Linked DNA regions of Homo sapiens: region 1 is linked to region 2. The links are chromatin contacts, found by Hi-C in ENCODE. All regions are on one chromosome and are shown on one strand. The core of a region is the stretch at or near the end of the contact, and the rest is flanking DNA. Distances in the headings are between cores, read along the strand shown.

The links. Hi-C counts contacts between places; a loop is a spot of excess contacts on that map. Pooled maps may share reads with other maps.
Region 1: a map with no recorded cell type shows a loop between it and region 2 (2.4-fold over the local background). The contact joins two enhancer-like sites. A Hi-C loop is called at or near these places in 3 of 37 single-sample maps with no recorded cell type and 2 of 50 pooled maps.

Annotation. Positions count from the first base shown.
Region 1 is chr10:107,651,277-107,656,653 of GRCh38, reverse strand. No RefSeq gene overlaps it. Among named protein-coding and RNA genes, the nearest start is that of LINC01435, 420 kb to the left of the region's middle. Within about 2 kb of position 2,518, at least 4 of the 41 ENCODE cell types and tissues checked have a DNase peak (open chromatin) inside an H3K27ac peak, as active enhancers do.
Region 2 is chr10:106,929,380-106,934,673 of GRCh38, reverse strand. The region is part of intron 2 of SORCS1 (sortilin related VPS10 domain containing receptor 1); the gene reads left to right. Among named protein-coding and RNA genes, the nearest start is that of SORCS1, 230 kb to the left of the region's middle. Within about 2 kb of position 3,158, at least 3 of the 41 ENCODE cell types and tissues checked have a DNase peak (open chromatin) inside an H3K27ac peak, as active enhancers do.

The sequences.
Region 1 (5,377 bases), core at 1,269-3,768, 720 kb before region 2:
GCGCATGGCTTCTCTGGATTTCTCTCCTCATCTGCTTCATTCTATTTTCTTCATATGCTTCCTCTGAGACTCTCTTTTTTTTTTGAGACGGAGTCTCGCTCTGTCACCCAGGCTGGAGTGCAGTGGCGTGATCTCGGCTCACTGCAAGCTCCACCACTCGGGTTCACGCCATTCTCCTGCCTCAGCTTCCCGAGTAGTTGGGACTACAGGCGCCCGCCACCACGCCCGGCTTTTTGTGGTTTTAGTAAAGACGGGGTTTCATTGTGTTAGCCAGGATGGTCTTGATCTCCTGACCTCATGATCTGCCCACCTCAGCCTCCCAAAGTGCCGGGATTACAGGCGTGAGCCACTGTGTCCGGCCTGGGAATCTAATTCTTTGTAACTCTGTGTGCATGTAGTCTAGTACTGTGAGTCCCAATCTTGACTTTAGAGCACCTCTCACATCCCCTTAAGATTTTCCCTCCAAGCCTCCTCCTTCAAATTCTCAACTTCAGGGATCCCATCGACTTAGTCTTCTTTCCAAGCAAGACATTCCACTCAGGTGTCTTCTTGAATTATATTTAGCTGGTGCTGATTTCTTCATAGGTTTGTTGGAAGAACAAGAAGAGGTAGGATTGGGGCATCTGGACATGCACTCTGAGGTTATGAGAACGGGGAGCTGACATTAAGGGGCATAGATTGGTAGTTTCCTAAAATAAATTTAATGTACTTTCCAGACTCTCTGGCTCATGTTAAACTTAGGAAGCATCACTTAATAGATCCAATCCATGGCAAAGGCTGCAAGAGCCAAAGTCCTATTTCGAGGATGAAGCCTGAAGAGGACAGAATAAATGGTCATGTCTATAATCCAAGCATCTTGGGAGGCCAAGGCGAGAAGAATGCTTGAAGCCAGGAATGTGAGACCAGTCTGGGCAACAAAGCAAGATCCCATCTCTGCAAAAAATCCAAAAACGTTAGCTAAGCATGGTGGCGGGTGCCTGTAGTCCCAGCTACTCAAAAGGCTTAGGCAGGAGGGTCACTTGAGCCCAGGAGTTTGAGGCTTCCGTGAGTTTTGATCGCACCACTGCAGTCTAGCCCAGGTGACAGAGGAAGACCCTGTCTCTAAAAATAAACAAGATAAAATAAAAACAAAAGAAGAAATGAGTCATAGGATAAAGATGGAGATTTCTGTAAAATTTTTGAAAAATAAATCTGGCTATCTTTATTTTTTGATGTCCCTTCCACTGCCACCCCTAAAAAACTCTAGCCTTACTAGGATCAATTGCCAGGGGACCTGAAGTGCCCTCAGCCAACTACATGTCATATCTGAAATGATTCCAGGCTCTACATCCCACCATCTGCTTAAAACCTTCCTTGTCATCTGGTCCCCTCTGCTGCAGATGTCTCTAGCTTCTTTCCTCCTCTTGAGTAGCCTGTGTAGATTCGCAATCAAATTCCAGACAGCCTCCTTTGCTCTGACCTGGCATAACCCTAAGAGGTAGCTTCTCATATGAATTATTGGGCTCCACCTGATCATATCCATCCTTGCCATTTTATCTTTATTTGCCTAACACGTATTAGACATTTACTTAAGTCAGACACTGGTTAGTTCTTCTCCTGCATTAAATCCATTTACTTTTCAAAAAGATGCCATATGGTAGCTCATATCATTGTCCTTATTTTACAGAGAGTAACATAAAGTTTTAGAGAGATAAAATATATCTAAGATAGCTCAGAAACTAGGGGGCCAAGATGGGAATTAAAGCCAGAATATGGAACCTATTTTCTTATGACCCACACTGTGTTGGGCAGTGCTACAGACCAAGACAAAAGCACCTAAAACTGATTGCATTTCCTGTGTATGAGGAGTCATGAGCCTGTTTCCCCAGTTGTTACATGTTTGGATGTGGTTTGTCCCCAACGAAACTCATGTTGAAATTTGACCCCCAATGTAGCAGAGTTGAGAGGTGGGCCTAGTGAGAGGTATCTGGGTCATGAAGGTGGATTTTCTATGAATAGATGAAGACCTTTCTCCTAAAGGGGTAAGTTCTTCCTCCAGAGGAATGGATTCATTTGCAAGAGAACGAGTTGTTAAAAAAGAATCTGAGGCCAGGTGCGGTGGTTCACGCCTGTAATCCCAGCAATTTAGAAGGAAGAGGCAGGAGGATCACTTGAGGTCAGGAGTTCGAGACCAGCCTGGCCATCAACGTGAAAGCCCGTCTCTACTAAAAATACAAAAATTAGCCAGGTGTGGTGGTGGGCACCTGTAATCCCAGCCGCTTGGAAGTCTGAGGCAGGAGAATTGCTTGAACCCAGGAGGCGGTGGTTGCAGTGAGCTGAGATCATGCCATTGCACTCTAGCCTGGGTGACAAGAGCGAAATTCCATCTCAAAAAAAAAAAAAAAAGAAAAAGAAAAGAATCTGGCCTCCTTGGTTTTTGCTCTCTTGCTTCCTTTCTTGCCATGTGATCTCTTTACACACAGCAACTCCACTTTCACTTTCTGCCGTGAATTGAAGCAGCCTGAGGCTCTCACTAGATCGGCTGTGCAATCTTAAACTTTCCAGCCACCAGAATCACAAGGCAAGCAAACCTCTGTTCTTTATAAATTACCCAGTCTTGGGTATTCTGTTACAGCAGTATAAGCTAGACTACGACATTTGTCTAAGAGTGGTCTCCCTACTTAGGTTTAAGTTTCTTGTGTGCAGAGGCAATTTAAAGGCACAGATCGAGTTTTCAAATATTTGTCTCATGGGACCTATGCCATATGTCAGCTTTCATCACCATCAAAGAAAAGCTGCCACTACGGAGTGTGTGTGTATGTGTGTGTGTGTTTTCTACTCAGCTTCAAGCTGGATTGCCTAGTATAAGGAGATTTAGAGTTGTTTCTCTGAGATTTAGACTAACTAGCAATGATTAGCCATCATCAAAGCCTAGGTTTTATTCTGGAGCAATTATCACTGTTACAAGCAGGAAATGTGATTATATGGCTTATTGTTTTCTTCTGATGATTAATTTATTTGGGACATTTGATGCTGCTGCTGCTGATGATAATGATAATTTGGCATTATCAATAATAATAATAGTAATTATTATTTGGCCCTGCCAAAAACCTCTAAATTCCTGCTCCTTTTTAAATGGAACACCATGTAGTGAAAAACATGGCATCTGTCATTTTCACTGAAAAAAATAAAAATCTGTCCTTTTAAGCCATCTCAATTGAAGGCAGAATTTAATAACATGCTTTTCCTGACTGCTGGGTAATTGAAAAAGAAATAAAAATAAAAAACTTTTAAAACTCTAATAAGTAAGAAAGGCATACTTCTTTATCTCTACACAGACCCCAGCCTTCTCAATGAGGTGATCTGAAAACCACTCAGGCCACTATGCTCTAAGGTAGCCAAGATGGATGAGAAAAAGAAACCAAGGATGGCTCTGAGCCACATCCTAAAATCAAGATTGTCATCTGCCCTTAGCACCCTGTTAGCTAATTTCTATGTCTGGGACAAGGCCATTAGAATTACCTGTATCCCCCTCTCCTAGCACAAACACACAGGCACACACTGTTCCAGTTACCTATCACTGCTACTTGAAATTTTAGTAGCGTAAAATAACAACCACTTCATTAGAGCTCACATCTTTGTGGATCAAGAATTTAGGCAGGCATTGGCTGAGAGATTCTTCTGTTCCATGTGGCATTGACAAAAGTCACTTCTGGTATACGGCTGGCAGACAGAGTGGCCTAGAGAGTCCACAATGGCTTCACTCATAGGCCTGACACCTTTCTGAGGATGGCTGGAAAGTTGGGTTCAGCTACACCTGTGGTCAGGAGACCCTACATGAGACCTTTCCAGCTTGGAAGCATCAGAGTAGACAGACTTGTTATGTCGTGGCTCATGGCCCTAAGGATGACTCTGTCAGTGAACAAGGAAGTCATTGTATGTTTTATGTGGCTTACACATGAAAGTTACATAATGCCCCTCTGCCATACCCAATTGGTAAAAGCTAATATAAATACATCCATAGTTCGGGGTATAGATCTCACCTCTTAATGGAAGGAATATTGAGGAATGTGTGTCCATGTTTTGAAATTGCCACAATTATGTACACACAATCTTTTTCATTTCAAATTCCAAGATCTGGGTATGAGCAGGAAAAATGTCCCAGCTGAAAGGAGTCAAAGTTCATATCTTTCTTCTTTCTCCATCTTGCCTTCATAATTGACTTCTTTCTATCTGTCTCAGTTTCCATAAAACCTTACAACATAAAGAATATTTATAGCTGAAGATATAGTCTGGAACTCGCTCTGCTAATTTTGAGTTGTATGACATTAGGTGAAACATTTGCTGTTTTAGCCTTAATGTCCTCATCCTGAGAATGGAGATGAAAATACCCTCTCACATGTTTTTGTAAGAGCAAAACAGGATAACATACGTCAAAATGCTTAACAGACATTACTGTTTTTATTGCTTTTATTAGAGAGAAATTTGTATATTGTATAAATAGTATGCCCCAACTTTAAGAGTAACTAAAATGTAGAGGTGGGGAGATTTTACCTTAACCAAATGAGCGACGTCTTGGCTTTCTGGGAAATTAAAGAAGCAACAAACTTACCCTTCTCACATTTACATTTTATTTAATGGAGGATTTTTTTCCACTTTCCCTTTCTCCTTAATGTTTTGTCTTATTTCAAATTTGTCAGATACTATGTGATGTCAGGAAATAGTCCTAAGAAGCAGTTTAGCTCTGTTGATGGTGAAGTGAGTTGTTTCTCTTCTCTCACTGCCCCTGAATCCTCTTACACATTACAAGTTGAAATTTGAACACAGTCTTTTGTGGTAACTCAAAAGGATCTCAGGCCTATAGAAAACAGGTAGGATAGATTGTTAGGCCAGTGAAATTTTGATATTCTCCCAAATCTTACCAATAACTAGCTGCTGATTTTTTTTTCTTTTCTGTCATAGGATAGGATACTCCTTTAGCAAAGAAATGAGTTTATGTGGCTCAGGTTCAAGTATACCTCATTATTGTGGGATGGTAGATGAAGGAATTAGCAGGCTTTTGTGTAATGTTAAGATCATGAGCTTTGGCATAAAACAAACCTGGACTTAAATTCTGGCTCCACCAATTACTAGTCATATTGCCTCGCACAGTTACTAATTTCCTAAGCTTCAATTTTCTCATCCAAACAAATGATGATGTTAATAGCATCTTTCTCATGAGGTTGTTGCAGGATAATTGAAATATGTCACTCTGCACTGTATCTGGCGCTCAGGGCATACGCATTAAATCATGGGTGATACAATGAAATCGCTGAAATCACTGTTATTAATAGTTATAATTAGTAATAATAATGTTTATATGTAATAGTTAAAAAACCTTATCTAGCCAGGACTTGTA
Region 2 (5,294 bases), core at 1,909-4,408:
TGATGGGCATGTAGGTTGGTTTCATATCTTTGCAATTGTGAATTGTGATACCTAGTAGTGGGTTCCTGGATTGAATGGTAGATCTACTTTTAGTTCTTTAAAAAATCTCCATACTGGCCGGGTGCAGTGGCTCATGCCTGTAATCCCAGCACTTTGGGAGGCCAAGGCGGGTGGATCACGAGGGCAGGAGATCCAGACTGTCCTGGCTAACACGGTGAAATCCCATCTCCACTAAAAATACAAAAAAAAATTAGCCGGGTGTGGTGGTGGCGCCTGTAGTCCCAACTACACAGGAGGCTGAGGCAGGAGAATGACGTGAACCCCGGAGACCGAGCTCGCAGTGATCTGAGATCGCACCACTGCACTCCAGCCTGGGTGACAGTGCGCGACTCCATCTAAAAAAAAGAAATAAATAAAATAAAAAATAAAAAATCTCCATACTGTTTTCCCAAGAGGCTGTACTAATTTACATTCCCATAAGCAGTGTATAAACGTTTCCTTTTCACCACATCCACGCCAATGTCTATTATATTTTCACTTTTGAAATTTTCTTTCTTTTTTTTTTTTTTTTTTGTTTTTTGAGATGGAGTCTCACTCTGTTGCCCAGGCTGGAGTGCAGTGGTGTGATCTCGACTCACTGCAACCTCCGCCTCCTGGGTTCAAGTGATTCTTCTGCCTCATCCTCCCAAGTAGCTGGGATTACAGGCATGCATCACCATGCTCAGCTAATTTTTGTATTTTTAGTAGAGATGGGGTTTCGCCATGTTGGCCAGGCTGGTCTTGAACTCCTGACCTCAGGTGATCCATCTGCCTTGGCCTCCCAAAGTACTAGGATTACAAGTATGAGCCACTGCGCCCAGCCAAAAATGTTTTTCATAGTTGAAGTTGCTATTGATATCTGGTAAAGTTAATGATGCTCCGTGTGCTCTACAAGTTGTAGAGTCCTCTGTGGGTGTTAGCTATCCTTACTTGGGAGTTGGAGCAGGTAAAACTTGACCTTTGTGCTTTCCTCTGCCATAGCTGGGGGTGGGGGGGCATCCTGGATACAACTGTCTGTTCAGATATCATTGTGTTTCACTATTGGACTCCTTGAGAGTAAGTGTTTAGTTTGCAACTTCTTGGCCTTGTAGCACCAGAGTTACCACATAGTGGTACTCATTAACTAGTTGTTTAATAAATCAATGAATTAATAAATCATTGATTATATTTTAGCTACCATTCTATTGATCCTAAGCCTGGAAATATGCTAAATACATTTTATACTCAGTGGCTGTCAATCCTGCGAACATTAACATCTTCTGGGGGACATTTTAAAATAGTATATGTGTGGCCCCACCCAAGACCAATTGAATCAGAATCTCTAGGACTGAGCCCAGGACACAGGTAGTGTAAAAGCTACCCAGGTGATTTTAATCTGGAAAATACAGAGAATCGATGAACTTTGGCCCATTATTTTTCTGGGGTTTGCTTGACTGAGCTGCTCATTAGTGTTGCTGATACCTTATTTCTGGGCTTCCTAGTTTCAGTGAACATGTTCTCCCATCTTGCCATTTGTCATGGCTAAAATATTCTGCATTTACAAGGATGCAAATTCATCATCTACATGTAATCTCTTTTGCATTTAGACCTGAACACGATCGTGCTGTCCAGGTAAATCATAAACTTAGATCCCTTTGTGGTGTGAAAGAAATACAAATTAGGATGGGGAAAATTAATGTTGACAGAGATCACTGATATGCTTTAAATTGCAGAGGCCCGGGTCTCAGATTGGTTTCAGAATCACAGCTATTGATAATCATTCTATAACATTATAAAGTGAGGAGGCAGTGCCTGGAAAGTGGTTTGAATTGGAGTCTAATCCCCAGTTAAGCATTTAGCTTGCAACTGTGTTGGCACAAACCAGCTAAAATTTACCATTGCTGCGAGGGGAGTGCTCACCTTGAAGGTGCTTCTGATTCTACAGAAGGCAGAGCAGACAAGCTCATTTTGCATGTTTGTCAAGGGTGTCCTTAGAGCAAAACTTGGTCTGGATTTCTTGGAATTATGGTGCTTTGTTTCTCTTGGATAGTTAACATTTTCATTTTCCTGAGTCTTGCTAAGGTGTCATTTTGTCCAAGAAGCAAGCATAAGTTGAGCTGGAGACAGGCATACACACATGTGGTGGGAACTGGGGAGAAAGATCACTATCACTCTAAGGCAGCAAGGTATACCTTTTCTTTGTCACCAGTGACAAAGTTAAATAACAACTTAAGATTCCAGTAATAACACAGGTGACAGTAGTGCTGTGAGTTGCTTCAGGAAAGGGGGATTTGATGCCAAATGCATGGTATCAGGGGAGCAATCAGCAGCCAAATGTGAAGTTATTTTTACTCAAGACAATGCTTTCTACTTTGTTTTTTTAAAAATTTCAGGATATACTCAAATATATCAAAAAAATCATGTAATTCTCAAAAATAATAATATATTTGTAGACTATATTAATACTATAGTATGCTTCTACCAGTGTGTATGGAAGGGGATAAAAATTCACATAACATCAGTGCTTTGTAAATGGGGGATCAAATTGACTAATGATCTGCTTGACACCTTTCCCCATGAGAACATCCCCAGGGTATAACTGTCAACGTCCCCAAACCCTGTGCTTTCCTAAGCTTCCTGGAAGCATTCAAGTCTGTGAATATTACTGCTGTTATGGAAAAATTGGCTTTTGTTTTTCCCCATGAGATATTTTTCCTGTCTTACTAGCATGTATGACCAGCATTTGCAGTGCATTTATCTCCTATTACCCTTTTGTTTTTCTTTTTGCTCTTACCTTTGATTCCAGAAATGTTTTTAAAATAATGGATGATAGTTAATACACAGCATGGCAGGCAGGAAAAATGAACAGCAGTGAGTTCATTTTGATAGACTATGCTGTCTGCAGATAATTTACCAGGGCAGAGTGCTGACATACACAACCCTAAAAAAAGGACTTATCCCTGTTCTTAAACCAAAATCATTCTTGAAAGTTTCCATTATTCATAAGGCAACATCTCTGAAAACTGCAGGGGGCTTTCCCACGATGATGCCTCTGAGCTAGTGGCTCTCTGGTTCAGGAGTTACAAACGAGCAAACATCTGTATTTGTGCACTTGGGGAGATTGCCAGCTTTCAGAGGACTTTACACTGAAGGCCAGCATGGTGAAACAGTTTCCTGTCCTTATTACCAAGTATTTTCCCCACCCGCTTCCATGCTCTTCTCAGTGAGTTCTGACTTCTGAGATTCTGCTCTTGCAGTTGTTTTTGTAGCTCCATTGTGTTGACTTTATTTCATCACTTTTCTGTCCTACTGCTACTGTAAACCCCTTGATGGTAGGACCACGTTTCTTTGTATGTACTGGTTTACTGGAGTGTACATTAAGTAGGCTTATCAACATTGAATTAGTTAATTAACAGCCAAAAAAGTATTTCTGGAGCTCGCTACATAGGATTTAAGTACAAATGCCTCTCAAGTATTTTTGGTCCCTGAGAGTCTTCTAGGAGAAGAAGGGTAGGGCAAGGATTTTTATGAGTCTTCTTAAAATTAGGAAGGAAATTAGACAACCAGTGTATATTTTTCCAGGATTCAACTCCACAGCATGTGGTTTTTCCAGAATCACACGGCTATAATTTGTGGTAATTGGTGGGGATTATAAAACCACAGTTATCAGCATTAATACATTTCATAGCCAGTTCCACCACAGTTGTATCTTAGGAAATTCTGATTGCAAAACTCCCCTGAGATCTGCTGAAATTACCTTTTCTTTGAAGGGCAGATTCCCCATGTCTTGATTGAGAAGGCTTTGAGCAGATGTGGTTTCAGAAGGAGTTAGTGGGGAAGCATTAGAACACTAGGTTCCCTGGACTTTTGAAGAAGTTTCACCTAGAAGCCTTATCTGACTAACCATATTATTAAAAAAAGAAAAAGTTCTGACTCCTAAGAACCATCATATCTTTCCAAATTCTGAAGAAAAAAACCAAAACAAAGCAAGATGAAACAGAATGCACCTGATTCAAGCATGCGATGTTATAAAGCCCTCCTGTGTTGGTGTTGTGCCTGTGAGCTGGCTATTTTCTTGAATGTGAAGATAATAATTTATAATGAGATGCTCAGATACATAAATACACACATGAACATACAATGCCAGCTTCCGTGTATCCCAGTAGCAAAATGAAGCAAGGAGAGCTGAGGGTTCTGCAAATAATTTGTATTCAATATACAGCAGCCCTGCCACTTATTTTGCAGGGTAGCTGATGACTGTTTACCCTAAGCATAAGCATAATGAGTCTGTTAGGAGTGACCTTTCCTGGTGATTTTGTAACCAATCTGTCTTAACCTTTTAATTCATTTTTGTTTTTTTGTTTTTTTTTTTTAGAGACAGAGTCTCGCTCTGTCGCCCAGGCTGGGGTGCAGTGGCACGATCTCGGCTCACTGCAAGCTCCGCTTCCCGGGTTCACGCCATTCTTCTGCCTCAGCCTCCCAAGTAGCTGGGACTGCAGGCGCTCAGCACCACACCCGGCTAATTTTTGTACTTTTTTTAGTAGAGACGGTTGGTATTTTTTTAGTAGGGATGATTTAATATGTCTCATCACCGTGTTAGCCAGGATGGTCTCAATCTCCTGACCTTGTGATCCACCCTCCTCGGCCTCCCAAACTGCTGGGATTACAGGCATGCGCCACTGCGCCCGGCCATCATTAATTTTCTTAAGCAAAAGAGGTCCTCCCATCCATTCTCTGTTAGCAAGCATTCATTTTATGCCATATTCGAAATATTAGTTTAGGATTTTTAATGACCATACTCCATTTATTTTCATCTTTCTTGCTGGGATCTCAGCAACCAAGTGCTCTGATTAATACGTGTGTGTGTGTGTGTGTGTGTGTGCACGTGCACATGCCTGTGCCCTCACAATTGTGTGTGGTCATTTGTTTGTTATAGGAACCTTGCTGACTACTCCAAAATTCAGCCAGGAACAGCAGCTTAAGTTGACGAAGTTTGATTTCCCATAAACTCAGGCTACTAAAACAATGGAGGGAAAATGAACCAGAAAGCCTGCAATGTAGGCGTTTTTTGGTTGATCTGCTTTTCCAGAAGCTGATTAGCACTCTAATCTCTCTCAGTGTGGTTTCATTGTTAGAGACGGAAAAAGAAAAGAGACAGGGCTTTTCTTTTTATAAAAGGCCATGTTAGTAGGGAGGGAAAGTAAACATAAGCCACATCTCTGTAGATCTCAGTTTTCCCTAATGGGCCAATTCACATCTCTTTTTAATTCTGATAC